Linked DNA regions of Homo sapiens: all the other regions are linked to region 5. A link is a loop called in an ENCODE intact Hi-C map of the cell type or tissue named here. Cell type or tissue: heart left ventricle. All regions are shown on one strand. Each heading gives the region's core, and the rest is flanking DNA. Links, peaks and the distances in the headings are about the cores only. Region 1 has its middle 68 kb from the start of LETR1. Region 2 overlaps LOC101927263 (a long non-coding RNA gene). Region 3 overlaps SCDAL (stem cell derived angiogenic lncRNA). Region 4 overlaps LETR1 (lymphatic endothelial transcriptional regulator lncRNA 1). Region 5 has its middle 81 kb from the start of LINC02852.

Region 1 (5,829 bases), core at 612-5,611, 590 kb after region 5:
AGCATATATGCAAATTTACTTATTTGTGTGGGTCCCTAAACTAATACCTCTTCCATTGCCTGCATCTTTCAGGACAGCAGGGGCTTTGGCTGTTTTTCTTTACTATTGTCTTCCAAGTACCTAGAAGAGTATCTGAACATGCTAGGAAGTTGCTACATTTTTGTTTAACAAAATCTGCACCTAGGTGGACCTGTGATGTTCAAACCTGTGTTGTTCGAGGGTCCACTATACTTCCCAACATGTGAGGGATGGAAGTGCCTTGCTGCTGCTCTCCACATGGCTTCCACTGATATCACAGGATTAGGGGGCAGGGGTAAAGTCCCTCCTTCCTACTCAGCCTCCTCTGACACCATCTAATTAGTTTTTGTGGAATTTGGCTAGAATAGAGTGGTTATTATCTAAATGTTTTTCTGTCTTGCTTGGTTGCCCCTTTCCTTGTCCTTTGGCTAGAGACAGAGTAGTCTTTCGCTGGGGCTTTTCTTGTCCTTTCCCATTATTATTTTGGGGTTCTTGGTTCCTTGAACTCTAGGTCTGAGATATATCAGGCAAAGCTAAAAGTCAGGAAACTCACCTTGGTGTTTTCCTTGTATCCTGAGATTCCCTTGTCAGGTAGCTTTCTTCTCTCCACATTCCTGCCTTCTAATGTTTGTTTCTATAAATTCTCAGAGTCTTATCTGTACATAGAAGGAATAATAGATAAAATTATGTGTACTTCATCCTTAGTATAACATTTTTAAAGAACATTTGTGAAAACAAAGATGTCAATCATAATAACATTTAATGAGAAGATAATCTGAGTATCTTATTGCTACCATTTATCTTAAGGGACAAATTCTTTTTCCACGTTGATATGGAGGCTTAAACTTATCGACATTTTCATTTGAAAAAATAATATGTAGATTATGCCAAATCTAAAAATTCACCTCCAGTCCCCAAAGAAGCAATTCCCTTGGCTCTTCTGTGTGTGTACTGAGGTCAATATGGCAGCAGGTACTTCATGAGGCCGCGTTGTTGAGGGAACCCAGAGGATAGACAGATTGGCCATTTTTCACATTTAATTTCCTTGTTCATACAACTGCACAACAGCACTGAGTTCAAACCTGCCAAGACGAATTTATACCTCACTAGCCCTATTCGTTAATTACAGAAATGGCATTTATTTTAAGCACCAAAATGTACCATCAACGAAAAGATGGACGCAGCATCTAACAGTGCTTCTGATGATCACTCAGACCATAAAATTCTATTTTTTTGTTACTGCCATTTTTTATTTTCCCAGCACTTTAATATTTCTTCCCAAAGCAGAATAGCACAAAGATTTTTTTTTTTTTTTTTTTTGACACAGGGTCTCACTCTGTCGCCCAGTCTGGAGTGCAATGTCGTGATCTTGGCTTACTAAAACCTCCGCCTGCCAGATACAAGGGATTCTCCCATCTCAGCCTTCTGAGGAGCTGAGACTACAGGTGTGTGCCACCATGCCTGGATTCTTGTATTTTTTGACAGAGATGGAATTTCATCATGTTGGCCAGGCTGGTCTCAAACTCCTGATCTCAAGTGATTCACCCGCCTCAGCCTCCCAAAGTGCTGGGATTACAGTCATGAGCCAAAAGTGCCCCGCAAGAATAGCAAAAAGATCTATTATGGATTTAATATAGAACATTTTTAAGCGTGGCAAAACAAGTAGATGATGGTTAAAAGGTGACATGACCAATAGGTTGGTATGTTATGATGGCATAAACCAATCATTTTACATGATTTTCCACACTAAATTTCCCGGATGTTGTGGCCATGAGCCAAGATATTTTATGTCATTAATCCACTAGCTAGAATTTAGTTGAGGAGCTAATTCAGAGAGCTTGGAATAAAAACTTTGAGTTGGGTTTTTGGTAACTGACATGTGCTATGTTTAAATGAAATATGCTTGTTGCACCACTGACCCAAACGAGCAAAGTGCTAAGGTATTGGAGATGATTACTTATTTTACATCATCAGAAATGAAGTCTAAGGAGAAAAGGTGCCACATTTTTGCCTGCTTTTTTCTTTCCTAGGGCTATCTATACCCTTGACAAATTTGATGTTCAGAATTTTTGCCCTTTAGAAGTTTTTAGTAGAGTAATTTGAAAGACAGGTGCTCATTTAAGTGAAAACAAAATTATATATATATACATACATATCGCCATATTTTTCTCTCAAAAAGTTAAAAATGACTTGTGGATTTTGCTTAAACATTTAAAAATTCATTTTTTCAATGATCAAGAATTACCAAAATGATTGATATTTGTGTTGTTATTGTTTCTAAATATAATAGTGCTGCTTAAAATGGTCATGATATGCATTTACTTTAGATGACACTTTAGGTGACTTATAAAATGCATAGTTTAGACTGCATAGGCATTCTGAGTTTGCATTAACATAAAAAATGTGCATTCTAATCCCACTTAGGTAACATAGAGAAAAAGTCTACACATCAGGAGAAAACAACTAAAATGGAGATAGGAACTTGTTTTTTGGACACCTTTTGGCACCCACCATCACAGATTTTACAGTCTCAATTTCTCCTGCACAGATCCCACTGACAAAGGGTATTACATTTTGCTGACATCAGTGACCTGGCATCACGGAATTATTCCCTGCTTCGGTTTACAGAGGAATAAACCAGTAATTAATTATATATCAGAACATGAGAATCGACCTGGCAATAATGTACAGGCTAAGAACTCTATTTACATATGTAGGTTATTTAAAATATGTCTTGTTAAATAAATATTTAAAACACTTCCTTATTTAGCTTATACACTGTTTGGACTGAAGCTGCAATCCTCATTGCAGAATGTTCGAAAGAGTAAGAGTGTTGTCAGAGATTTTCATCTCTGCCTGACCTGCAAAATCTCCTCTTTGTGCATGGCAGGGCATACAAAAAATCTCTTTAATGAAAACAACAACATAAACTATCTCTATTGGCACTGACATAAATAATGAAAGTAGAAATTTCATCCTGAGAAAATCACAAAACTTATTTTTAGGTTGAGGGAAGTAGAACAAGAGGCCCAGGCATAAATTAATCACAATCGACATGACCACCTCAGAGAGAGCAGTTAAAAGTAGACAGTAAGGGAAACAAATGATTTCACAGAAAAATGTTCTCCTCGCTGTTGGTCTTTTTCCCCTTGTAAATATCCAGAATTGCTTTTAAAGTGGAAATAAAATAAAATACAGGACTTAAGACTTTTCCGTATCTCTCAAATCAATATACAGCCACAATTTTGAAACAACCATAATAATGAGAATACACAAGACAACTCCAATAATGTGGGAAGACAAACTTTGCAATTCACATCATGGCCACACTAAGACTCAGTTAGGGTCCCAGAAGGTATTCAATGTATTTCTGGGGGCTCAGAAATTAGCTTTTTTTGGGAGGATATCTCTATACCTGCAACTGCCCAGTTTTCTCCAGAGCATGTTTGCTCCCTTCAGAATGGAATCCCGACCATGACGATTTCTGATCCACCAGGGGGAGCAGTTCACCAGCACAAAACAAGCCTTCCCCAAAGGAAGTCGCTGAAGGCGCCTTTTCCTCTCAATTTACACAGCTGACAACGACTCTGATTTTTATCAGTTCTCCTAGATGTGGCACTCATATACCTCATACTGATTTCATATGCCTGACCTCATGCTGGTGGGATATGTGTTGTTCCATCACGGACACATATGCCCATGAGCAGGTTTTTCTGTAGGACTTGACATTCAGTCCTTGTAATTTATAGAAATTCCTTGTTTTATTATAGGAAGTAATTTAGTCTCTGCTTCTTCGCCAGCTTTTATGGACAAAACCGATAGATTTATCAAACTGCTTATTTCATACTTATTCTAGGGCAAGGACATAGTGGAGAAGCTGATCTTTGGGGTGTGTGTAAGGAGGTATGTGTGGGAGAGGTACTCCCCCGCAAGGTCTTGAAGCCAGGCATCTACCACAGCTTGCTGATAGCACCCCTTCTTTCTCCAGCAAGCCTTTTTCCTGCCCTCAGACTAGAGCCCTGGGACTCGGAAGGAAAACAGCTGCCAGAGAAAGGCCAGTGTTGGTGATAAGCTCTTTGTGTGCAAGCTCAGACTTGAGACCAGCCTGTCCAAACAAAACAGCGGTGGACTTCAGGAGAGCTGTGTATGGGTAGAGAACCTCAAGCCTGCTGGTGAAAAAGCCAACCAGAGGACTACACTAGCCCTTGTTTTGCAAATGGCTCCACAATCCACTGAAGGAATTTCCCTAGGGGCGCCAAGTTTTAACTTTGACAGAAGCCAGTCCTTTTGGCCCCTTATCCCAAGTCTCTACCCTGGCACTTCAGCTCACTGCTCTCTGACAGTCCTTACTTCTTAAGGTGTAGACTCTGATCAGCAGCTTTGGCATCAGCTGGGAAATTGTTAGACATGCAGAACCTCAGGCCCCATCCTGGACTTTTGGAGTCAAAATCTGCCTTAAAAAAAAAAAAAAAAACAGGTGACTAAAGTGCATGAAAGTTGAAACTATGCACAAAGACTCTTGTCTCTGAATAGGTCTGCTTCTATTAGGATGCAGAAAAGATGCATAGTTGTGTTCTTCAAATAGAAGTCATAGATGTCAAGATTATTACACGGCCTTATCATATACGTAACCAAACTCTCAAAGCAGCAGGGACAAAGCAGAGAATTTAGTCTTTCAAAGAAAAGACTTGGTTCTGGAACATAGCAGCTTTCTGGCACCTCATTTGTACTTCATAGGTACTGACTCCATTGGGAAGATTAAGTGAGCACCTGACACACAGAAGATTCAGTTGACCCTTCTTTTCCTCTAAAATTGAGTTTTCAATCTATGAAAATCAACCCGGGATTTGGCTATTAACATTTTTTTCTTTAACTTTACTATTTTCTGCCTTTTTTTTTGAAGGTAAGGTTTTGCTCTGTCACTCAAGCTGAAGTGCAGTGATGCAATCATAGCTCACTGCAGCAGCCTCGAATTACGGAGCCCAAACAATTCTTCTATCTCAGCCTCCCAAGTACCTCAAACTAGAGGCACACGCCAATACACACAGCGAATTTACTTTATTTTATTTTTGTAGAGATGGGGGTCTCATTATGTTACCCAGGCTGGTCTTGAACTGCTGGCCTCAAGTGATCTTCTAACTTCAGACTCCCAAAGTACTGGGATTACTGGCATGAGCCGCCTTGGCTACCTTTGCTAATATTTTATTACTTCTGAATAAACCGTGGAGAAAGAAATAAATCTTAAGCCATCCTATATATTTACTCATTAGTTGCTTTGTTTAATGGCTTTGAAGAGGAGAAAGTTGAAAGAGCTAAAATAATCATTTGAGATTTCTGATGAGATTCCAAGACTTACCTTGGACACTGTTTTATCAAGGCTAACTAAAGAAGGGGAATTTATTCTAGAAAAAATAATAAAGAACTATCTCATTAAAAATACCCCCCAAACAGCTAATTTCCAACCACACATCTGTTAATATTGTCTCCTGAACACTCACAGCTGGATGGAGTTAGTGACAGGTATTTGAGGTGTCGTAATAGGACACATTGTCTGTATTTCTTTGATGACTTAAGGAGCAATATTCTGCATTGCTCATTTTTTCTCTGGCCTTTACACTATTCTTTTGCAAATGCTGTAATGTGATATTCTGAATTTTGGCACAAATTCGTTAGAAGGCAAAACTATCCTGAGTATCAACTGCTTGGTTACCAAGTTGGATGTAATCCCTTCCGAGGAAAATCAGTTATAGAATTATGATATTGGGTTTATTTCCTGACAGGGTAGAGATTTAGCATGGCAGACAAGAGGGA
Region 2 (5,829 bases), core at 541-5,540, 1.7 Mb after region 5:
TTATTCTCCCCCTCCCCCTCCTGCACACGACCATGTGTCTCCTGGCTGGGCCTTTGGGGACGCGGCCCCTGGCCCTCCGTGGCCTGTGTTCCTGTTGTTCGCTTCTCTCCCAGCGGACCACTGTGTCTGGGGCGCCGCGCCCTCCGGTGCGCTCAGACCTCGCGCCCTCCGACCGGCTTCTCCCAGTCCCCGGGAGGAGGCGCTGTGCCCGGGCTGGCCTCTGGTCCCTCCCAGCCGATGTCCTGGAGCCCCCATTCACAAAACCCCTCCTGGAAGAGGACACACACCCACCCACCCACACACACACACACACACCCCACACACGCACTACGAGAAGGGGAGTTTGATCTTGTCTCATTGGCGTCTCGGGTCTGAAAGGAAAATCGTTTGGGTAAACAGCCAAGCTTCCAGGCTTAACGCCCGGCTCCCGCCCCCGCCCCTCCATCCCCTCCTGCCTCCCCCACTCGCCTTCAACCCCACCCGCCACCCACACTCGGCTCCGCAGCCGGGCCCCGAGCGAGCTCCGCGAGTCCTGGCGAGAGCCGAGGGCTCCCCGGGTTCAAAGGGCCGCAGCCCCGAGGGAACGCCCTCCTTGCTGTGCCCCGGGGGGCAGAAGCGGACTGCTGGGCGGTGGGACCGGCCTGGGCCACGGTAGGAACCGCGAAACCTCCGGCTTCCCTAAATAGAGCTGGTCTCGGGGGAGGGCGCCGGGGAGTTCGGAGCCCGGAGGGACATTTTTGCCAAGACCGAGCGGAAGCCGAGCCCGTGCGGCTGGCTGCGCCTAGGAGTTCCGCCACGGGTCCGACGGGGCACCCTGGGTCCCCGCAGCCCGTCACAGGCGTTTGCACATTTGTGTGCACGACCACTGGCGGGGGCGTTGAGCCTCTGCTAGCCGCCTCGGGCTCCGCACACCCTTGGGTGATTACCCGGCCCCCACCTCCCTCCAAGCGACCTCGGCTCCAGGAAAAGGCTTTAATCTGCTATTAAGCGTTTTCCAAAGTTTCTTTCCAAAGGAGAGTTCTTCACTTAACTGGCTGTAAACATAATTAATAGTTATTAACATGCAAAAAAACCTTTGTGGTGTTTAAAAGGATAATGGTCTCTCTCTAGCTCACACTCTTAAGCATGGAGAGAACCTTGAAATCTGAAAATATCCTGATTAGATTATTAGAGGTGATTATACAGTGATTTTCCTCGTTCTCTAATGACATTCTTCTCTCTCCTCCCTTCCTCTGTCTCTTGTTCTCTCTTTTTCTTTTTCTCCCAGTCTCAATCTCACTCTAATCCAGGAGTCATTAGCAACACCCTCTGGCTACATGTTTTGCATCAGTGAAACATTGTGACATAGTTGTAATACAAACTCAGCCGCCTTGCACTGCATCTTGCGGTAGGAAGTGTAATAGCAACAAAAATCATTTTTCATCTCCAGGCATTATTGGGCGAAAAAAACCCCAGAAAACCTGAATGTGAGAAGAGGAAGGGGTGGAGAAGAGAGAAATGAAGGGAGAGAAGAAGGGGGTGGAGGGGGGGAAGAGAGAGAGAGACAGAAAGAGAGAGACACACAAAACCTTTTCCAGTTTAGAACTCCTTTTCCAAACTGTAGGCGTGCAGGTTCACACCTATCATTTCCTATGCCTTCCTCTCCTCGGTTTTTGTCCTAGTTCCTCACTGCTGGCCCTCAGTGGGCCCCAGGACCCTCTTGGGAATTCCCTCTGAGCTCCCATTATCTCTCATCAGCTGCCTTCTCCCCATGTTAGCACCAACTCTCACCCCCACCCCCATGCCTAGGCCTCAAGACCCCCAGGGCCCGGGCCACCCCTCCTTAGCTGGCAGTTACTAGGGATGCTCACTGAAGTCCTGCTAGGAAATTGGGGCCTTTCTCCTGTGTGGTCTCACAGGAATCTTTCCTAGCCTGATGGAGAAGAGACAAACCAGCCAGAAAGCCAACCTGGCTATTTTCCTGGCGCAGCCGTGTAATTTCTGAGCAAGATCTGAGAGCTCCTAATCAGCAAGGAGGAGCCCTGGTTACAGGGAGAAGGGGCACTCACGCTATCCCCTGCCTGCCCTTTGGGGGCTCACCCCGCTAACTCAGGGGACTGCGGAGTTTCAAGAAGCGATCTCTATGTTGGGATTGCTCAGGCAGGGAAATACAGGGGCTTATACAACACCAGATAAACTCTATCTCCACCCTATAGTCCCCAGTTCAGCTCCCATTATTTGTAGGATCCACAGAGCTCCTTTTAAAAAAAAGGATTTGAACTTTGTAATAAAAACTACATTAAATAAAGGTTCTGTACCTCCCTTCAAAACAAAGAAACCACACAAATCCTCACTGGACCATGACAGAGATGCTGTATTTTTAAAACCATGTTTGGCATGTAACATTTGTTTTAACTTATAACACCCATCTCTGGGATGGTGCACTTTGAAGACACATTGAAGCAAAGGCTCACCATATAAGTGGGTTAAATTTTCTGTATATTTTATGGTCGTGTGGATATAAGATTGCGGCAAACCTGTTAAGTTATCAACTGGATAAAATAGTGTCAAATGCCCAGTTGCACCTTGGAAAGAGAGGCTGTGTAATTTGCAATTCTTGCCAGTTGCTACTTTCACCGGCGGACAGGTGTACGTGTTGGGGGCTATATTTTGTGGTTATTTAGTCAGCAAAGCCAAAAGCTGTGGGTACAGTGTCCCAGTAGGCTGGAGACTGGCACTGCAGAACCCCTCTAATGCTGGACTGACCAGAATAAATGAATTTTGGTGGAAATCATAATTGGGAAGGGATGACTTTATAGGCACCACCTCATGGGAGACATCTGCACTGGCCGCAGCTGAATGGCCGGAAATACACGGGGCCCGAACTAGTGGCTTCCTAAAGACCACGTCTCATTTATCTTCTCCTTTCTAGGAAAGCAGCTCCCCAGCTTGAGTGACTACTTTAGACTTGGTGAAATTGTGCCTATATATTTTTCTCCTTCTTCTGTTATTTTCCCTTCATCCCAATGCAGCCACTGTGGGATCTGTCGGTCACAGATAATGGTTTTTAACCCGTCAGAAGACCTGTGCGTTGCGGCTTCTCTGAGGGTTTCGATTACGGAAAAAGTCCGGGTGACGTACAATTAGGCTGCCGCAGGCTGGGAGGCTTGGCGGCGTCATTCCAGTTTCTGCAGCGAGGTGGCGCTCCAAGGTACGGCAGCGCGCCCGGGTTTTCGCCACCGAGCGCATCCGCCGCCGCGTCCACGCAGCGAGGCAGCGGCCACCGAGCAATGTTAACTCGGGGTTCCTAAAGCCTCTGAGCGGAAAATCGGGAGCGCTCAGACCCACCTAGGCGGAGCGGTCCGCAGGGTGGGCGAAGGCCTGAGGCCACGACTGGGGAAGGCTGGCGGCGGCGGGGAGCGCTGTGATGGCGAGTTCCGGAGCACACTCCGCGCGCCGCCGCTCGGGGGAAATCTTCGAAATTCCCGGGCGGGGCGGAGGCTGGGGCTGCAGGTCCCCAGGCACGGCGAGCGGCGCGCTGGAGTCAGCCTCGGCCCAGGCACACCGAGCAAGCGCCCAATCCACCACAAGCTCAGAGACGCAGCTTAGGGTTTTTTGTTGTTCTTGTTGTTCTTTTTCAAAGAAAAAAATAAGGAAAATATGTGTTCTATCGTTGTCCCCCAAACTAAAAAAGAAAAGATATATAGTTTTTGGGTTTTCCTTTGCTTTCTTCTTTTCTCTCATTTCCTTTTTCTTCCCTTCCTTTTCCTTTTATTTTCTGTAGTTTTTTTTTCTTACCTCTCCTTTCGCTTTTTTTTTTCTGTATTTTTCCTCCTATTTCTTAGAACTGGTTGTGTGTGTGTGTGTGTGTGTGTGTGTGTGTGTGAGAGAGAGAGAGAGAGAGAGAGCTTGAAAGAGAGAGGGAGAGAGAGAGAGAAAGTGAAAGTATTACCACCGGCTGGTAATACTAGAAGGCTTGGGCAAATGGTAGCAAAATTGGAGAAACTATTTCAATTTATTGAACGGACTTCAGTGCGTACGATTTCGTTTCCATGCTTCTGCTCTTTCTGGGTGTCTCACAAGCTCTGAGTCGAAGATGACTGGGAGAAAATGGCTCTCACTCTGCCACTCCTCATCTGCGGTCGTAGGGGCCCTTTAAAATCATTTTTGAAACAGTGATAGAATAATAGTAATAGTCCCAATGAACAGCGTTTCCTTCTGGCATGAATTTTCTCGTGGTTTTGCAGCCTGGTCGGCGGGACCCGAGGAACGCGGGCGGGCGGCGCGGCTGCTAGGCTGGGGCCCTCCTGTCAGCAGCTGGTTCCATGTGAATCCCCTGACCCGTGAGCTGTCCCCCTCTCTGTGGCCCTGGGTCTCGGGCCTGGGCCCTCGCAGCTGCTGGGATGCTTTGCTGCGACAACACCCTGCCTTCCACATGCAGCCGCTGCACTTCTCCCTTGAGTCGCATTTCCGGCCACCTCACCTTCCTTGAAGTTTTCTAGTATATAAGGAGGAATTTTCGGCCCAATTTAGAAGTCTGCAGAAACTCAGAGGGTCAGGTCATTAGGAATGTTAACGCGGCGACCAAGAATTATAAACATGATCTGAAAGTCTCTTCCAATTCATTTCTTCAAGTATTTATTTGAGCTAAGTGATGAAAAGTGACAGTTGTGAAATAGACAGCTTTTAAAAGTAATGAAGTCAGATGAGGCTTTAACCTGTCGATTGCTATAAATCAACTTTGAAAAAGAGGAATGAAGAATGTTATTTGAGCACCTAACCGCCAGCATTTGCTTTGCCGGCTGTCGACCCTGGAGTTGGTCTGCGAGCACCTCCCAGGAGGCAGGACCCAGTGAAGCCCTGCGCCTGCAGTGTGACCCTCAGGTGACATGAAGGATTGGGGGCCGCACTGCCAAAAGGCGACATTTTCGTGTGTGGGGGAAGGAGGGCTCCATTTCCACTCAGACTTTTGTCATGGGTTTGGGCTATGCAACGTATCTGGGCAGGTGACCCCAACCCTTAGCACAGTTAGGAATTCAGAGAGGCTGCCACCCATGGGGCTGAACCCCGAAATATAGATCGGCGCCCAGCCCAGCTCCCCAGCTGGTTGAGGGCGTCTACTTCCTTCTTCCATCCGGTTGGGGAAAGCCCAGGGCCTGCATGACGCCCTGACTCTACTAAACCTTTAGAAATGGTGGCAGCAGGGTGAGGAAGATGAGGAGACTAAATTTCTCCAGGGGTGGGTGGGTTGAGCTGGGGCTGAGTTATCTATAACATTAAATGACTCTCTTCTGTGAGGGAAACCCAGGAAGGAGGGGTCCTGCGGTCCTAGGGGCCTGGGGGCTGAAGGCAGGATAGAGCAGGTGTCTGAAGTTCTTGTGGGGAGGGGAGAAGGGTCCCATCCCGGCATGCCCCCGTCAGGGCATCCAGAATGCCTTCTGAGAAAAATGAACTGGTTGGGTGTTTTAAAGTAAACCTTCCACATTCTTTTGGAGATCTCAGTTCCCTACGATTGCAATTTCAGTCTTAGCCGGGCTTAGGGACGCCATCCTTTTCACAGTGACTTCACCGCACTCTGTCCCTGCCTGCACTCCAAGCCTAAGCCGGGGAAGAGTTCCCCGGGCCTCTGGCCCTCTGCGTCTGCTAGTCTCTTTCCCCCAAGACTCCCCGAGGTGGGGAGAGCACTGGTGCTCCCTGGAGAAATCAAGGTGTCCAACATTCTCTCCGAGGCGAGGCTGCTTGAGCGCCAGCAACAGGTCCTGCTGAACTTTCTTCCCCGGCTCCTTCGCTCCGGTTGCTCTCCATCCTCATTTCTGGGGTCAAATGGCAAAGAGGGAATACTCCTCGACC
Region 3 (5,829 bases), core at 236-5,235, 1.7 Mb after region 5:
TGCGCTGATCTCGGGTGACAGAGCGTGTGTTGAAGCTGAACTCTATAATTTGCGCTTCTGTTCCTTTATTAGGCCTGGACAACGAACTAATGAGCTTTGGCCCAGTACAATGTCACTTGTATTTATTTTCTTATGGCAACTTTGAGATAGCGGAAGTGTTCTTTACCAAGAGCCAGGGAGGGCCCGGAGTCCTGCCGGCTGCTGTCCCGGCCCGGGTCGGTGGCTGCGTCCCGGGGGAGCGAGGGCGCGGTGAGAGCGCGCGCAGAGCCGGCAAAGCTCGGGGACTGGGCTTCTAGGCGAAGCTAATGGGGCCCTCAGGAAGGCGTTAGGCCCTTTGGAGGCCCAGGCATCCCTACAGGAGCAGCTCCCTGAGGATGAGGTCGGGGGGCGCGGGGCAAGTCCAGGGCAAGTTCCCAGGCACGAGATGATGGAAGGCGCGAAAGTGGCATGGCTTCCTCCTGGCGCAGAGCAGGGGGTCCTTCCGCAAAGACTGCCAGGCCAAGGAACCCTCTGAGCAAGCAGATGTACTCCGCCCGGTGGCCTGGGCGTCTGCTTTCTGCTGCAGGAACCTGGCCCAGCTCTGTTGCTCTCTGGGTTGGGGGTGAGGTGGGGTGAAGAGGATGCTTTAAAGGAGTTCTTGGGGTCCTCGGCATGCGGGGACTCCCTCCCTTCTCTTTCTGGTTTGGCCACTCCAAAGGGTCGAAGTTGGAGAGGCCTGGAATAAAGTGAAGAAGCAGTGGGGGTTGGAGGGACAGAAGGGTCGGCGGAGGCAGTGCGGCGTCCCTTGTTCCCTGGCAGAGAGAATACGAGCCCACCACGGGGGGATTGTGGGTGGGGGGCAAGGGAAGGGAAGCCCCAGGAACTGCGAGGGGAGCGAGTACTTCTCTCCGCAGCCTGTCACTTTCCGAGGCTCCCGCCAGGCAGCCCTCGTTAATAACGCCTAGACACCGTGCCCCTGCCCGCCCCATCTCTCCTTGCCTCTCCTCACTTCATCTCTCTGCCTTACCACCCCCTCCCCACCTTTTCCTTCCTTCCTGCAAATGGGTGTTAACGTGGGTCTTTATGTTCTGTCTATAACTAGGATGTAATCACGCACCCCATGCCTCTCTCTAAAAGCATTTCATAAATGTCTATTAAAGCGCTACGAATGTAAGATGAATTTAGTGGCGCGGCTGCCTCCCTGAATCCGAACGGTAATGATGGATTTATCAACGGGGATTCGCCTTCAGCCCAGCGAGGGAGGTTTACTCAGCAAATATGTCGGCGAGCACCCACCCAAATGCAATCATTTGACCCCCTGCGGACGATAGCTGCCGTGCCCCTTCCCACCGCTGGTCCTGCTTGGCCAGGGTCGCTGGGGGCCAGAGGCCGGCCCGGATGACCAGAGAGGTGGCCTCACGGATCCCTTGGCCTCTCGCCCCCTCCTCTGTTTCCTCCTCTCAGCTTGAGGCTCTCCTGGCAAGGGGGATCGATCTGGCGTGTAGGTTTGGTGGGGAGGGAGAGGGTGGTGGCGGTGCCAGAGCACAAGATGAAGTGTGGGCTGTCTTGGCGTTGCCAGGAGACATCAGTGGGTGCCATCGTGCCCTTCTTAGTTTGGAAGGGGCACAATTGTACCCAAGTCTCTGAGTGTGAGCTTAAGTGCCCTGCTTTTGACCAAATCTTAGTGTCTGGGATCGTGGCTGACTCGGCCCAGCCCTGGGCCCCATTGTAGGAAACGTGGCTGTAGGACAGAAGCCTGTGGTGCCCAGCCCCTTGGAAGGGCTCAGATGTGCCCAGAACGAATGCCTTGCCTGCCCATCCTCCTGGGGCTCCCTAGACCCCAAGCCAAAGCAGAGATACCTGTTATCAAAGGTTGGGGAAGAGCCTCCAAGGCAGGGGCAAAACTTCCATATCTCTTTCCCCCAAACTGATCTAGCTTCTCCTTCACCTTCCCCCACCGAGGCCACCCGGCCATTTTAAAGTTTAGTGGCTGTGGACTTTTAGAATTTGGTTTGGTCTGTGATCCTTACCGCACAGACCCAATGACCACCACCTCTTTCTTTTTGTCTTTTATCTGCTCTCCTTTTGAGGGGGAGGAAAGTGCTGGCCTGTTCCATCAAGCCCAGTTCGCATTTGCTTTAGCCTCTGATTTCTCTTTCTTCTTTGGAAATTTCATTGAGATGTCTCTGTACTTCGCTTGTCAGTTATCTTTGTTCCTTTTAAATAAAGGGCTTTTAAATGGACTTATTGCTCCCAGCGTGGGTTCCTCTCTCTAAATGTTAGAAAATTGTGCCATCTACCCGCTATGCTGAGTACTGTCACACTCGGAGACCTCGGGGACCTCCGGGCAGGCTTCAATGCTGCAGTGTCAGGGGCCGCGGGCAGCAGGAGGAGGGGGCGGCTCACGTGGATTTTTACAGATCTCCGCCTGCAGCCGGCCCGCGTGGCCACGCCAGGGCACGGCCCGAGACGCGCGCAGCCGCCAGCTTGATGGCGGCCGCGAACTTGGCTGCAGCGGCAGATCTCCGACCAAATCGCAGGCGTGGCCGGGACTCTTCGCTTCTGCAGCATACAGCTGGCCGAGGGGGAGCCGCGGGTGGTTTTGGACCCCAACAGCAACTGGGGGTCAGGGATAACGGAGGACAATGGGAAAGGGGGAGCTGCCTAGGAGGGGGAGAGGGGTGGATTTTGCCGCGCCGCTTTGGAGCGCTCCCACGGCCTCTCCAGGCCGGTCTCTTTCCTTGGGGGATGCCAGGCTAGGGGCAGCGGAGAGCGAAAGCCGCGGAGTGGCTTCCCTGTCTCTTGGCCAGAGAGTTCTGGCCAGGCAGTTCGGCTGCAACTTTCAGATCCATTTTCTCTGGTGGAGATATTTCTGGTGTCTTTTTGTAGGCCAGACTTCTTTCCTTTAGGGGAGAGTGGTTTAGATGGACCGAATTTGAGCAGATCAGGTGTCTGATGTGGGGTATCTTCACCCCAGCCCCGCCTCTGCAAAACACCCATCCGCAACTGCAGGTTCTTTTGAATGAGTTAAAATGGATTAACAGTTTGGATTTTATTATGTGGCTCCCCCTCACAGATGCCTTTTTTGTTGTTGTTTTTTGTTGTTTTGTTTTAACCCATAAGGAGTATTAGCTAAGATTTCCAAGTGTCAGTTGGGTATTTATGCTTGTGGGGGAAAAAAAATCTCCGATACGGTTTATGACTTTTATTACATGCTTCACACTGTTCGAGAAATGGAGTTTTAAGCAACATACAATTAAATCTATATTGCTCTTTGGAAAAGGGCCAAGGAACTCAGCAATCAATTAGTTTAGATCTTTTCATACTTGTTGCTAAAATCAAAGTATAAAACTACAACCCTGGCTATACCTAAGAATAGCTTCTTTTCCTATTTTTTTTCAAGTCATGTAGCTAACACGTAGGAAATGGCAGCTGCCTTATTTTCCCAAGTTTCTTTTTTCTGATTCTTCTGCCTAGATTAGCCTTTAAATAATCAAACGATTTTCTCCCCCCGCCCCTTTCTCTCATTGCAGTTTCTCATCTGCCTTTATCTGCCTGGTTTAGTTTTTAAAAATACACTTATTTGTAATATGTATTATTTTTTAAATAAATGTTCCTTAATCCTCTCTCTTTCTTCCCCCTTCCCTTGCCTGGCAGTGAGAAGGGAAACGATGTTGTTTAATAATCACAATAATACAGTGCTTTCTAGACAAAGGCAAAATTAAATTTTTTATAACCACAACAAGAAGGGAATCAACCTCTCTTTCTCTCTCTCTCATCTCTGTCTCTTTAAATAAGCAGCTGAGGAAATAATCTCCCGCACTGAACAGAAACTGCTTCCTCCTTGAAAATGCCACCGTTCCCACCTCCCTGGCCCTCTCTGGGCCAATCCCTTGGGCTGTCGGCTGTCTGCCTGTCCAAGACCCTGGTTGGGGGTGGGGGTGCGCCTATGGAGATCCAGGGGCGTAGTGAGAAGGCAGTGGGGTCTCGCTCGCCTACGTGCGGCTGCCGAGGCGGGGCTGACAGCAAGTTCTAAAGAGGGGCAGCTAATTTATTAAGTAATTCTTACTTCGCTTCAGCATCCTCTGCCTACAGCTCCCGAGGCTCCGGCGAGGAGGGGGAGGGGTCTGGGGCTGTGCGTCTCCCCCTCCGCATTTCCTTCTCCGCCTTCCAGGCTCCGCCAGCCCCTCCACCAGCCTCATCACTAATTAAAACGCCCTGTGGCTTTGGGACTGAGTAGGCCGGTCGTTGAACTGTCATCTCCGCCAGGATGGGAAATCTAGAACATCCCCTCTTCTGCAAAAAAGGTTCCGAACCCAGTGAAGTGATTGGGCGGAGTGTCATTAATCTCTCTCCAGAAGCTTTCCTTTTCCTCCTGGGGAGTGAGGACTCCGGCCTTTGCCTCCACCCAACACGGTCGCCCGGCTAGGCCCCACCATCCCCACTGTCGACCCCGCCGTTGTGCCCATCCGTATGCCCTAATTGTGAGGAAGGTCTGGGAAACATTTTCTTTGCGCTAATTTTATATTTCCCCTTTCCCCCTTGCAACATTAAACATAATTTTGCGCTGTCACTGTCACTAAGATTGTGGTTTGCTGATGTCTCTACTTGGAAACATGACCCCTTCGCCTCCAACAGGGAGTCCTCCCCTTGCTTGCAGCCTCTAGTGCGGCCCCTTCTCCAGCGGGGACTTCAGAGCGTTTATGAAAATGCTGGGGCGGGGGGTGAGGGGATGGGGAGGTACTGATAGTAGTAAAGGCCAGAAGGGTTCCTACCAGAACCCTACAATCATTCCAAACCCTCTTTTCCTATGACAGCAGGAGCAAATGTAGTTTTGATGTGCGTTTGGTTGTTGGCTTGTTTGTTTAATAAAATCCGTGTGTGTGTGTGTGTGTGTGTGTGTGTGTTTTAATGTCTCAGTGTATGTGACAGGAAACCACTTTCAGAATTTCCCTTTGAATTTTTTTTGTTTGTTTGTTTTTGTGTCTGTCCTCCTCAACTTCTCTCTTTTCTTTATTCCCCTCCCCACTACATTTTCTCTGGCTAAGCAATAATCCCCTGGCCCAGTGGCCACGCTCCTGGAGATAAAATCCATTTATCCCTTGTGTTGCCTCACTGAGGCCCGGTTATCCAGGGCCTTTGGCGACAGACTGGAACAAACAGAGATGAAGATATTTTTTCGTTTTCCATACCTGCTCCTCCCTTCCTTCAATGTGCCAGCCTAGAGGGGCTCTGGAGTTGAACAAATGTACCCACAACTGCAGGTTTGCTCTGGCGCCTGGTTGTGGTCCTAGTTGCTATTTGTTTGTCTCTTTGGAAGGAGCTGTTAGTTACATTCTGCTCCCCACAACAGTCTCAGAGCTTGCTTGCACCAAGGTTGGGAGGTTTCAGAGCGATTATCTCATTTCGCTGGTGCAGAGGGAAGCTGCTGGCAGCCCCTGGATCAGACATTCAGTGGAAGGCCCATGTCACAGACCCAACCCGAAGGTTAATTTTCCCTCATTAGCATCTCCATAGTCTGCTCCTTGCAAGGGATCTCAGGTCCTTGCTGCTATTTTCTCCCTTCTCACTCTTTCTGACGAATTCACTCTCACTCGTGGTCTCCTCATCACAACCTTACATTCTGCCAGGTTCCTATTGAATCCATAGACTGATCGCTGAAAACCCATTTCATCAGTTTCCAACCAGTATGCCTATTTTTAATCCTAGAGCCCCTCTCCTCCATCTGTATCTCTCTAGCCTCAATGCACCTCATTTACAAAGTGTTCTGCTTTATCCAAATTAGTTCACTTCCCCCCTTTTACTTTCTCATACCCCCTCATTCTTTCATTGAGTTCTAGCAAAAGCAAA
Region 4 (5,829 bases), core at 435-5,434, 620 kb after region 5:
CCAGAAAAAGACTGTTTATTTACTCTGAATTCTTTCCCTTGCAAGGTTGTTGTCTGGTTTTTGTTTTTGTTTAAACTGGTCTCAGAACATGGAGAAGTACGACCATCGTCAACTGAAACAAAAACAAAACAAAACAAAAAAACCATGGACTTGAGCTAAAATTCTTAAATGAATTGTTTAGCTTCAAAATGTAAAACTGTCCCAGCAAGAATGTCACAAAGTGTAAGCACAGAAGGATCTGTATTTTACTGAAAACATTCTTTATATAACACCCGGAGAACACGAAAAGAATGAGCCACCCTTACTTATATTACAATGTCTGTATTTATTATCTTTTCAAGTGTGCTTAACAAGTTGATACCATTTTCTAAAAGGTTTTTTAGTTTGAGACTCCTAACTCATACACCTGCTCTCTTAGGTCACAACTGTAAGTCCAGAAAAAGGTGTGCTTTATGTTTCTGTGAAAACTGGCTTTATTTCTAGTTATAAGGGAGGCTGAACTTTTAGGTAAACTTGGTGCCAGGTAGCAGCAGCAGGAGCAACGTGAAAAAGAAAAATGGCAGTTACCCACTTAAGAAAATAACATTCTGTTGATCGACAAACACCCTTTAAATTTTAGCTATTAACAGCTCTTACAGAAACAGGAACTGCCAATAACAAACTTGATTTCTAATGTCCCCAAGGTAATAATAATCCACTAATTTGACTATATCCCAGCTGGCCTATACAGCAGTTTCTATTTGTTTTTTGTTGTTGTTGTTGGTTTTTTTTTTTTTTTTTTTTTGCAGCAGGGAAGACTTATCTTTCTTTGGGAAAAAAAAAAGGTGGGGAGTGTGCTGTAAAGTTAAGAAGGAGTGTGGAGAGAAAACACATGGAAATTTAATGTGAAAGTTTCTTGTTGCAATAAAGCTGTTAGGTTTGGCATGTAGACTGTTATCAGATGGTTCCTTTGACATTACTTGAGCCTTTCAGTAAGTAAGACAAGCCTGAAGGATTAGGTTGTCAACTTCAGCCTGTCATCTTTGAGCAGAAAAAAAGAATTCCTTTTCTTTTTCTTCCTTTCTTTTTTTTTTTTTTTTTTTTAGGTTGCATCTTCCTTCACCAGCTTTGAGCTTTGGAGATCGCAGCAGAGGTAGTTACTGGAAGACAATCTCAGGCCCACATTGATCATGGAAGTCTAGCTTTTAAAGATAAGTGAGCCAACCAAGCTGTAAGGCTAATCACCCTGTGCAAGTATGAATTTATCTAAAGAGGATTTCATGTGGAACCCCCGGAGCCGGCCGCCAAACGGATGACTGCACACTTTAAGAAAGTTCGTGGGACTTCTCCCAATCAACTGTCAGGCCACATAAAGGGTCTGGAACGCGCTGACTTAAGCAAATAATATTTAGCCATCTAAGGATACCGTAAGGCCCAAGATTTTGCTTTGTTGGCGCTGACAGGAAATATTGATACATATCAAGTAACACTCCTGATGCAAAAAGCGATATGTGTCTCCTTTCGGCACTATCTCTGTTTAGGAAACACCTTGCTTTAAAAGAAAGCACAGGTGGGGGCAGGGACAATGTCAAACCCAGCACTTCACTGGGTTTTCCAGCTTTCCTGGGATCACAATTTCATGAAAATAGGAACTAAGCAAAAGTCGTCTCCTTTTTGAAAAAAACCAAATGTATTGGAATTTGAATTTGCAAACTCTCAGAATGTCTAGCTGACAAGTGAACCCTGCCCATAACCCCAAAACTATTCCTTAAGTTTATTAACCTAGGAAACCTGCCACTGATTAGGTTTGGGTGTGTTTCTCAGCTTTTACAATAGTCTAAACTATATTACAACTATGTGGTTACAGGGCCTAAAAAGTAAATTGAAATATGTGGCTATTAAGTCGCAAATCCCCTCAATAGGACATGTGAGTCAAAACTCAATTTTTTGTGAGAAGTAATGTCTGTAATCCTATTGACTCATCATTTTTAGACATTTGTGGCTTTAATTACAGGGGAAAAACTGTAATGTCCTGTCTTGGGAAAATTTGATAGGGAACATCGGGCTGTTACCATAGAATAAAGGTTGCGTTGGAGGATTTAATTTAAAAAGGAAAAAGAAAGAACCCTATTTTATCAGAATACTCTAAACATTCTCCATCAGTAACGTTGTGCCTGAGGTGATATCCTTGAAGATGCTGGAGGTGGCGGTGTTAATGAAATACCCGTTGGCATTAAATAGCATTTCTAGAATCCTGATTGTAGCGCTAAAAAGGAAAGTGAATTTTCTAACAGCACAATAAACAAGGGGAATTACGAAAAAAGAATCCGCTGGTTCTGTAAGGAAGATCGCTTCCAGTTAAACAAAGAAATTTAGGGTCGTCTGCTTTTCATGAAAATCACATACATATGGCCTTTGAAATTTGTCACTGAAGATGGTTTTGCTCTAAGGTAAAATTCACCACTTTATAGCTTTTCAGCCGCAAGTCTCTGGATTTTTTTTCTTCTCTCTTTTGGCCTGCAGCCCAATATGAATGTATGATCACTAGCACAAGAGTTAAACATCTGAGTCTTTTTGAAGTGTCTTCAATGTTACAATGATGTGATGGTTGATTGCCTAGCAGTCAGTTTAGAAAAGTCTGCATTCTGCCCCCTAGTGGTAGAGATTAAAGTTTAATGGCTGCTTCATAACACGTAATGCCTTTTTCCCTCCTTTTCCATATGTTAAGGATATAGAGCAGTGTGGGAATTACTGATGAGTTTTGTCATAATCTGTAAAGTGTATATTTTAAGCAGGAAAATTTCTAGACTGAATGGACAGGTTTACGAGGCACAGGGTCATTTGATGTATGTTTTGTGTACTCTGCTGTGCTTTGCCAAACAATATACATCACCACTATAAACAGACATTGTCCCTAATACAACATTCCTTCTGGGAAAATTTTGGGACTTCTTAATAGAAGCTATTAACCAAAAAGTGCATGGTGTTGCCAAAATTATAATATTATACACACACACACACACACACACACACACACACACATATATTCAGAGAAAGCATGGTATACTGTCAGATACTGTGGAACTTCACATTTCTTTTCAGATGACCATTTTTTGTACAGGAGGTAATAAAAACAATTTGCACTAGTTATACCACTTACTACTCCACAGGTCACATTCCCTTTGTGTTCAAGTTCATAAAGAAAACCACGCACACCCAAAGTAAGGGTTTGTGATGTCCGAAAGATTTTGATGTGGGAAACGTTGATCACGCACAGCTTTTTTTTCAGCTGACAATGAAGTGGAAGACATTTGTTTGAGTTTTTATCGTATCCTGAGTTCTTGCTTGTTTGTTATTCATCTTTAATGTAGAACTCATATCTTGCATGCAGGCAAGTGTTGGAAGGCACACAAAATCAAGCACCCATGATATAGGCATCATCCAATGAGTGTGTGTTTAGATCTTGCAGAAGTGAAACCCCATGTTGGAGGAAGACGGGACAGACCGAGGAGGAGAAGGAGGAGGAGGAGGCATCCGTGGAGAGTGGACAGGCGGGACAGCTGGACCATGTGTAATGTGTCAGTTTGCTTCTGTGCCACTATTGTGTTGCTGATGTTGGAATGCAGGGAAGGCGCTAGTTTATTGAATAAGGAGCCATGTAAATTCCAGCTGTCAACATGTGATCACTCCCTCGGACAAAGAGAGAGGCTTTCTCCTCACTCATATTTGATTTCTAGTCACAGCTACACATTTTCCAGAGCCCTCATTGCCACCAGGCTACATCTGAGTAGCCTTTGGCCAGCCTTCTCTTTTCAGACTGGTTTTGCAGGGTGAGTACCTGGCTTGTAATGGTGTGTTGGCTGGCATTCAAATGACACAGTCAGAGTTAGTTCAAAAAGAATGCTATGGCTGTAGTGATAACAAATAATCAATAGTATTTTTAAAGCAGAATTCTTGCTATTGTTTGATCTATTTCAGTATAAAAGGCAAATGCTTTACTCAAGAAGAATAGTCCAAAACAACAATTCATACACTAGGTAGCTTTTCTTATTGTGAGACATGTCAACTGGGTTGTAACCATGTCAGTCTATGCCTTTCTTTAAAAACTGCTCCAGGGAACCACAGGTCCACAGAGGGACAGAGAGGCGCTCACTTCTTATCTTGCTGTCTTGCTGTCTAGCTCTGTACCCTCGCCATGTGGCTTGAGAGAGGCTGCTGACATTACTGAGATTTTGAGTGGGGTTCTGGGAAGCTCTCTACAGACTGGAAGGGGAGGAGGAAGAGGAGAGTGAGGAGCGGGAGGACAGGAGAAAAGCATTCTCTGAGTAAGATCAACTCCAAAGCAGCTTGAGTCTCATGGGAGTTTAATTAGAGGAAAAAAAAATTCATCCTTGTTCACACAGGCAAACATTATTCATATCTAGGAGATCTTGGATGCCAGTATTTTTTTTATAATGGGAAACATAGAACATTTTGTGGTGTGTGGCAAAATCGCAGTGTTTCTTTCTCCTTGCTGCAGAATTTCATTATCTTGAAAGAACTCAAAATGCTACAACATTGGAACGGTAAGGCTCCTTACCCAGGCACACATTGCTTCCTGCTGCCGTGATATGGCACTCCCTATAACTCTGCCTATAATTTGCAGTAAGAGGACTTTGATGCTTCTTTAAATATACATATATTACATACATATGGATTACATATGTATTTCACTTTAAGTTACTCAACATAAAACCTCCATAAATTTCCATAGGGGTATTTTCTAGAAATACATGGTTAAACATTGGATGAAATGGAGAAATTTCTGGTGTCAGGGTTGCCTAGAAAAACTCTTTTGACCTAAAAAAAATGCTTTTTTAACCCCCATTAATTTTCTAATAAAAAATTAGCTCCAATTTCAAAATGATTTGGTGACATTTAGCTATACTGATTTTAAAAGATGTAAGGGTAGCTTCATATTGAAATCATTCATCGGTGGTCAAATCATTGCCATGACCATCATCTTCATCCACTATTGAATGGTTTGCTGTTGACTAACAGATACTGTGCTCAACACAGGGAAGGGCACACAGATGTAAAAGAGGATGTTTTCCTCGCCTTGCCTGGGATTAGAGTGAGGTGAGTGAAGCCTATGAACAATTTTTTTTTTTTTTTTGAGATAGAGTCTTGCTGTGTTGCCCAGGCTGGAGTGCAGTGGCGCCATCTGAGCTCACTGCAACCTCCGCCTCCTGGGTTCAAGTGATTCTCGTGCCTCCGCCTCCAGAGTAGCTGGGATTACAGGCACGTGCCACCATGTTCAGGTAATTTTTGCATTTTTAGTAGAGACAGGGTTTCACCATGATGGCCAGGCTGGTCTCAAACTCCTGACCTCAGATGATCTTCCCACTTTGGCCTCCCACAGTGCTGGGATTGCAGGCGTGAGCAACTATGCCCGGCCTGAACTTTGATATTTTTTTTGTCATGGATTGTTTGCACTCATTTTGATTTTTCAGTATATTTCATTCTAATATTCTTTCTCTTGATTACTAAGATTTTTGGTGCTTCCTTAAATTCTGTACCCAGAGAAGTGCCTCATGGTCCATCCCTGCTGGCTTGCCTCACGTGGAAAGATGGAGGCTCGCTTGTTTGTTTCTGTCTGTTCAGCTTTTTAAGATTTCACAGAAATCAATTTTAGCCAAAACATCCTTCGTGAATTCACTAAAAACACATTTATAGACGGTGACTTTCCACATCCTCTCTCAAAGGTGCTTTTTGGGGGCTCCCAACACTCAAATAAAAACTCTTGCTATGTGCACTGATATTTTTCTGTCTAGGAACTAGTTTTTTTCAAATTTAGGATGGAATAAACAG
Region 5 (5,829 bases), core at 237-5,236:
TGATTCCTCGCTTTCTCTCTTCCCTAGCTCTGGCCACATTTCCCTACAGCTGTCATTGCTCTGAGAGTTTTCATTGGCACAAGACAGAGAACAGCTGAGCCTGCAGCTTCTATTGTCACAACTCTTTGACCAGCAGAACAGGAGAAAACTATACCTGACAGGACTCCTTCCAAAAGATTCAGCATCAATTCCATCCCAGCATCTTCCCCAGACCACAGGACCAAGTATCCCTGCTGCCTCACGACCATTACACCTAAAGACGCAGTATGTCTCTGCGAGTCTTCCCTGAAGCCTGGACCGCAATGAGTTGCCTTTCCTCCTAATCCTGGAGAGAAGAGAATTTCTGAATAGAAACCGGGGACCTTATTAACTTCAGAGAGAGAGAGAGAGAGAGACACTGAGTTTCAGGTCATGCCAGATTTATTACATAAGTGAGCAAGCCATAAAATGTAACGGTTTGCATTTGCTTTGTACTACTCAGTACCTGAGGGGGGAAAATTGATGTAAAACTTTTCATAACTCTTTATATTTTTGTCACACCACTAATTGATATCCTTTGCTCATGAAGATGGTTGGTACCTCATTTAATGTTATAGTTTTATGAAAGTGACAAGTGACAGCGTATGTGTTTGGAACCAAAAAGTTACCTTAGAAGGCATGGGGTCCCAGTTCCTTGTTTTATACATGAGTAAACTGAGGTAAAGGAGAAGTAGTTCTCTTGTGATCACAAAACGGCAGAGCTCTGTAAGAAGTTGACCCTTAGTGCAGTGCTCTTCTATTAATGCAATCAGGTGCCTGAGCAGGATTGGCCAAACCTGACCTTGGGGGCCCATTCTGGGTTGCCTGGACAACAAGCTAGCCAGAAACAGCAGCTCTTACTCTTAGCAGGAAAGGGCTCTTCCTCACACAGGGGACTGCAATACCTTACTACCTGAGTTCTCCAGGTGTGCACAGCCAGCATTCCCTGACAACTGCAAAGTGCAGGCCCCTAAGAGCCTGATGCCTGAGGATGACCAGCCCACCCCATCCTCCTCAAGGCTCTTCTTACCCTTGCCCTGTCAAAAGAGACCTACATGGGCTGAGCACCAGGTGGCTCACACCCGTAATCCCAACACTTTGGGAGGCCAAGGCGGGCGGATCACTTGAAGTCAGGAGTTCGAGACCAGCCTGGGCAACGTGATGAAACACTGTCTCTACTAAAAAACAACAACAACAACAATTAGCTGGGCATGGTGGTGGGCACCTGTAATCCCAGCTATGCGGGAAGCTGAGGCAGGAGAATCACTTGAACCCAGGAGGCGGAGGTTGCAGTAAGCTGAGATGGCACCATTGCATTCCAGCCTGGGTGACAGAGCAAGACTCAGTCTTAAAAAAAAAAAAAAAAAAAAGAAAGAAAGAAAGAAAGGAGACCTACATGAGGCAGGATGGAGGGCAGAGCTGTGGAGGATGGAATGGTCACTGGAACACAGAATCCCACTGCAAGTCCTACAGCTTCTCTAGGGGACACCTAGAAAACCGGGGGGGGCCTTGCTTTCTTTTTGCTACGCTTGGCCTGATGTAAGCTTTGCCCAGTTACATGTATTCTTAGCCCACTTTGTGTGATCTTTTGAAATGTGTTCCCAACCCTGACACCTGACAGGTGGAGATCCATCTGAGACCTACCTGGCAAGGCACACACTTAACCTCTGACCTTTAATTTTCTAATTGCAGACTAGAATTTTATCTGCTTCTAACTACTTAATAGGTTTCCAGAGAAAAATCGACGTGTGCTTTACTTATGGGCGAGGTCCTTGAAATTAAAGCATTTTATAATTCGGAGCATTCGGGTTTTGTGCCTTCATACAAGAAGCTCACTTGGCGAAAAAGTATCACCTCATTCTCTTGCTAATTCTGGGCTTATCGCACATTCAGTGTTCCATAAAGCTTGACTTGAAAGCTTTCATTTCAAACCCAATTCATATGAATTAGTGTACTACTCAAAATGTCAGGCTGCTAATAGGACATACATAGCAACTGGAAATTGAAATAAGTGCATTTTAATAGAGCTCAGAATTAGGATTTCCTCTATCTGTTTGACGTAGTATCACAATTATAATTGAACATAATTTTTTTTTCTGTTGGCATTTAATGATCCTCTATCTAGAATTATCAATCATCCCGAATTCATTATACCATTTTTCAGCGGTAAAATGGAAAAAAAGAAAGAAATTCAAAGCTTTTTAATTATGGTATGAACATGGAAAATCATGTCACCTAATACAGATTAAGGGAGAAAATGGATGGATCTAAGATTACTCAATTGATCATTCTATCGAGTAACCAGTGAGATCCCATGTAATTATGGCATTACATAATAGTTATTTTCATTATGTTTAATTTTATATGAGAAAAGTTTTATGTTACCTTTTAATCTCTAAAATATAGTCTAGTTAATTATTGACAATTATTACTTTTTGAGCTTTTGATAAAAGTGAATTTCTTCTCCAACCCAAATGCAATATTTATGAATGCTTGGCTGCCCTTAATATCAGTTTTTCAAAAAGTTGTGGACATTTTAAAGTAATTACTGCTCTTCACTTTAGCTTTAGTTGAACACCTGGGTCTGACTTGAGGGCTCCAAACATAAAATAAAATAGTACAAAAGTCAGAACTGCTGTCAAAAAACAATTAGAAAGCATTGTATTCTGGGCCATGAGGAAGTTAGATTATTCAGTTTCTAATTCCTGTCAGGCACAGATTCTAATATGAATGTGGACATTTCCTTATTATCGTAGATTTCCTAGACATAACCCTATTGTCAGTGATAGAATTCTTCCAGGCTGTTCCTATTTCTGTTTATAACCAGAAGAGGGCAGTCAGGTTCCATGATTCAGAGATAATTGCCACTGCCTCAGAAAGTAAGATTTCCAATAAATCTCAATGATTGGAATTACGTTTTCCTTTAATAGTATTAAAGGGCGTTTATAATTACCTGAAGAGTTTTCTGCTTTTATTAAAAACCTTACAACCTTGGTGAGATGGACACTTTCTTCAAAAGAGATGAAATGAAGGTATATATTTATTTGGATTATTTCTCCCTTGAACATGTTATTTCTGTTCCTATCAGCCTTCTTCAACATTTAGCTGGCACATGAGGGAGGGAGAAAATCTTATCATGTAGATAGTCCTCCTAATTTATAACTTTGTGGCATTTTATAAGTAAAAAGATATCTATTGTACAAGGCAAAGAACATTCATCAGCACTTCAGTTTCAAATCAAGAAGAGAGAGAGAATTAGAAAAAAAAAAGATTCACAGCAATTGAAAAACAGATATCTGCCAGAGGAACTTAAAATTCCAAAACACTTCTAGCAACACTTACTTACCATGAGAAAAAAATAATTACACTTCTAAAATAAAACTTTGAGTAAAACAATGTTAGAAGAATGTGATGTATTTTTTTCCTCCTGAGATCTCTTCTATAAGCAGTTGAAAGAAAATAAACATAAAGCTGAACACAAAATACAACAAACATTTCTGCTACCTTTTTCTCTTCTTTATTAGTAATAAAACCAGAGACTAGAAACCCCCTAATTTACTGAAAATAGAAAAACAGATATATCGGAATGAAAGCTTGAGTATTCAAAAAATAAATTATTTTTAAAGGGCCAGCCTTAATTTTAACATATAAGAAAAAGTTAATTTCAGGACGTAATTTCAATAAAACGATAGCCACAAGAGTTAACCATAATTCAGGCTACTTATTCTTGTTTGTATTTGAAATGTTCCCTCTGTGTTAATAGTGCTTCTAATGCTATTTCTAGGTGATTGTGCAGGGAATCAGTACTGTCTGATGCGGACAAATATGTGTATACTTGTGTTTATATGTAAACTATATATATATACGTATGTGTCATATGGCTGTGTACATTTCTATCAGCTACCTGCCTACAAAATAGCTCTCTCATGGTTATGGAATTCACCAGCCCCGCATGCACTCCTCTTGAGGCCTGTGGATTAACCAGGAATCCAGGTGATTTTCTATTTGATCCATGCCTCCAGCCCCTGGCCCACCGTTCCTGTAGATGCTGCCTCCAGAAAGAGCTGCCTCTGAAAGTGACCTTGCTCAGCAAATGCCTATTGGCTTACACAGAAGTAGCAATGCCTTTCCCAGAAGAGGCGCTGCAACTGGTGCTGCTGTAAAGATGGGTATGGGATCTGGGGTGGGAGGGAAGAGAGAGGAGGGAAGCAGCTTGCCAAGTCGCTTGGGCTACTTATAAACAAACTCAGCCATTGTTTCCCAAACCCTTTACAGTGGAGAGGGGAGCTGGACACACACTGTGTCCTGGACTCTATTTATGTTCTGTGCTTGGGGAGAGCTGCTTTTAAGAGACTGATTCGGTTTGGAAGATGATTTCCATCAGCTACTTTTAAAAGATACGTGCTATTTCAGCACAAAGCTGAAGCCCCTGTTAGAGCTGCACTAGGGATTAGGAAACGGCGTGTATTTTAATGCCTTATGAATAGGAGTAGCTGATAAAAGAGGCTCTTGTTACCACTGCTACATTTAAATGTGAAAAGCAGCTGCTTCTAGGGAGGAGGGGGTAGGGGAGAGGAGAAGAGATATATTATTTTCATAGGGATTTAATTTTCAGACTACACTGAAACCATAGAATACCAATGGCCATTCTCTTATCGGCAGCTCTCTAATCGTACTGAGATCTGTAAGATTGTGGAGAGGGAAGGAGAGGGACTGGGAGGCAGAGAAAGGGATTGTGTGTAGCGATGAGGCTGGCCGTTTTCATCTGCGTGTATGTTTTGAACCTCAGATCAAAACGCACGCGTGGTGTTTTCTTCTTCTCTTAGGAGCATTAACCCTTTAAACTTTCAAAATGCCAGCCAGTTAAAGAGTTTGATGCAACTATGCTGTCTTCAGAGCATGCAATTTTTCGATGGGCCCTGAGAATAAGATGACCACTGAGACCTCATTACAGAATATGGACCAGGTGTACGCGCCTGTGGCCAGGTCGGGGCAGGGGGCATGAAAGAGGGTCTCTTCCAACATTTCAGAGACAAGGATTTCAGGTAGAATCCAGGACGTATTATGAATCCAACAGAGAAAGGCTCTTTCTGCAAATCTTATGACCACCGGAAGCTGATGATATAAATAAGACCTAGGATTATTAAACAAACTAGCAGGTATTTGCCAAATACTATCAGTATTTGAAGAAATACGACTAAAGAATATAGATATTTTGAATGAATGAATCAATCTGGGCACCATTATTTTTCTCTCCATATTATCACTTAATAGCCTGGTTTTGTTTATTCTCATGTTGGACTTATTGAAACTGATCGCTAGTGAATTTTCTGTGTGTTTGACCCCTGACCTGCCCATGAGGTTTCTAAAGTACTTCTTAAAAAACCTAGGGTTTTGCTCCAAGACATTGTGAAGACATCTTTCTGATAAGAATTAGTTGCCTTTGGCCGGGCGCAGTGGCTTACATCTGTAATTCTAGCACTTTGGGAGGCCAAGGCGGGCGGATCAAAAAAAATTAGCCAGGTGTGGTGGCGGGTGCCTGTAGTCCCAGCTACTCGGGAGTCTGAGGCAGGAACGTCACTTGAACCCAGGAGGCGGAACTTGCAGTGAGCCGAGATCGCACCACTGCACTCCAGCCTGGACGACAGCGAGAGACTCCATCTCAAAAAAAAAAAAAAAAAAAGAATTAGTTGCCTTCCCCATAACTACTCTTACTCTTTCTAATTTTTTGTAGTATTGCCATTATCCAATGGTTTAACTCCAGAAGTTAAAGGATTAAAAACAAGTCTGGGAGTGATAAATCGGTAGTTC

Evidence for each region. Peaks named below come from ENCODE experiments on the same cell type or tissue, not always from the same donor. Only the 100,000 strongest peaks of a DNase experiment are listed, where the experiment ranks them.
Region 1: it touches region 5 in a loop (3-fold over the local background); 20 of 110 quality-filtered maps call a loop at or near these places.
Region 2: it touches region 5 in a loop (4-fold over the local background); 24 of 110 quality-filtered maps call a loop at or near these places.
Region 3: a loop joins it to region 5, with 4 times the contacts of the local background. A loop is called at or near these places in 28 of 110 quality-filtered maps.
Region 4: it touches region 5 in a loop (4-fold over the local background); 24 of 110 quality-filtered maps call a loop at or near these places.

Annotation. Positions count from the first base shown.
Region 1 is chr15:95,256,103-95,261,931 of GRCh38, forward strand. No RefSeq gene overlaps it. Among named protein-coding and RNA genes, the nearest start is that of LETR1, 68 kb to the right of the region's middle. In heart left ventricle, for the core only: a CTCF peak has its summit at 3,512 (motif pointing right); no DNase peak of the experiment used is centred there; H3K27ac peaks cover 1,163 bases.
Region 2 is chr15:96,353,862-96,359,690 of GRCh38, forward strand. LOC101927263 (a long non-coding RNA gene) reads left to right here. Exons shown (of 5, transcript XR_007064788.1): 3 at 1-651. Among named protein-coding and RNA genes, the nearest start is that of SCDAL, 14 kb to the left of the region's middle. RefSeq lists enhancers at 391-1,290, 4,613-5,455. In heart left ventricle, for the core only: CTCF peaks have their summits at 1,383, 3,182 and 3,395; DNase peaks (open chromatin) are centred at 740, 3,190 and 3,460; H3K4me3 peaks cover 2,893 bases; H3K27ac peaks cover 1,846 bases; H3K27me3 peaks cover 2,905 bases.
Region 3 is chr15:96,343,426-96,349,254 of GRCh38, forward strand. It overlaps SCDAL (stem cell derived angiogenic lncRNA), which reads left to right. Exons shown (of 2, transcript NR_198964.1): 2 at 1,140-2,219. Among named protein-coding and RNA genes, the nearest start is that of SCDAL, 3.4 kb to the left of the region's middle. In heart left ventricle, for the core only: a CTCF peak has its summit at 2,289; DNase peaks (open chromatin) are centred at 346, 1,351, 2,446 and 4,056; H3K4me3 peaks cover 4,846 bases; H3K27ac peaks cover 4,840 bases; H3K27me3 peaks cover 3,786 bases.
Region 4 is chr15:95,289,443-95,295,271 of GRCh38, forward strand. LETR1 (lymphatic endothelial transcriptional regulator lncRNA 1) reads right to left here. Exons shown (of 4, transcript NR_034095.1): 2 at 1-112. Among named protein-coding and RNA genes, the nearest start is that of LETR1, 35 kb to the right of the region's middle. In heart left ventricle, for the core only: a CTCF peak has its summit at 2,635 (motif pointing left); no DNase peak of the experiment used is centred there; H3K4me3 peaks cover 1,196 bases; H3K27ac peaks cover 1,242 bases.
Region 5 is chr15:94,667,784-94,673,612 of GRCh38, forward strand. No RefSeq gene overlaps it. Among named protein-coding and RNA genes, the nearest start is that of LINC02852, 81 kb to the left of the region's middle. In heart left ventricle, for the core only: CTCF peaks have their summits at 2,845 (motif pointing right) and 3,044; no DNase peak of the experiment used is centred there; H3K4me3 peaks cover 549 bases; H3K27ac peaks cover 1,589 bases.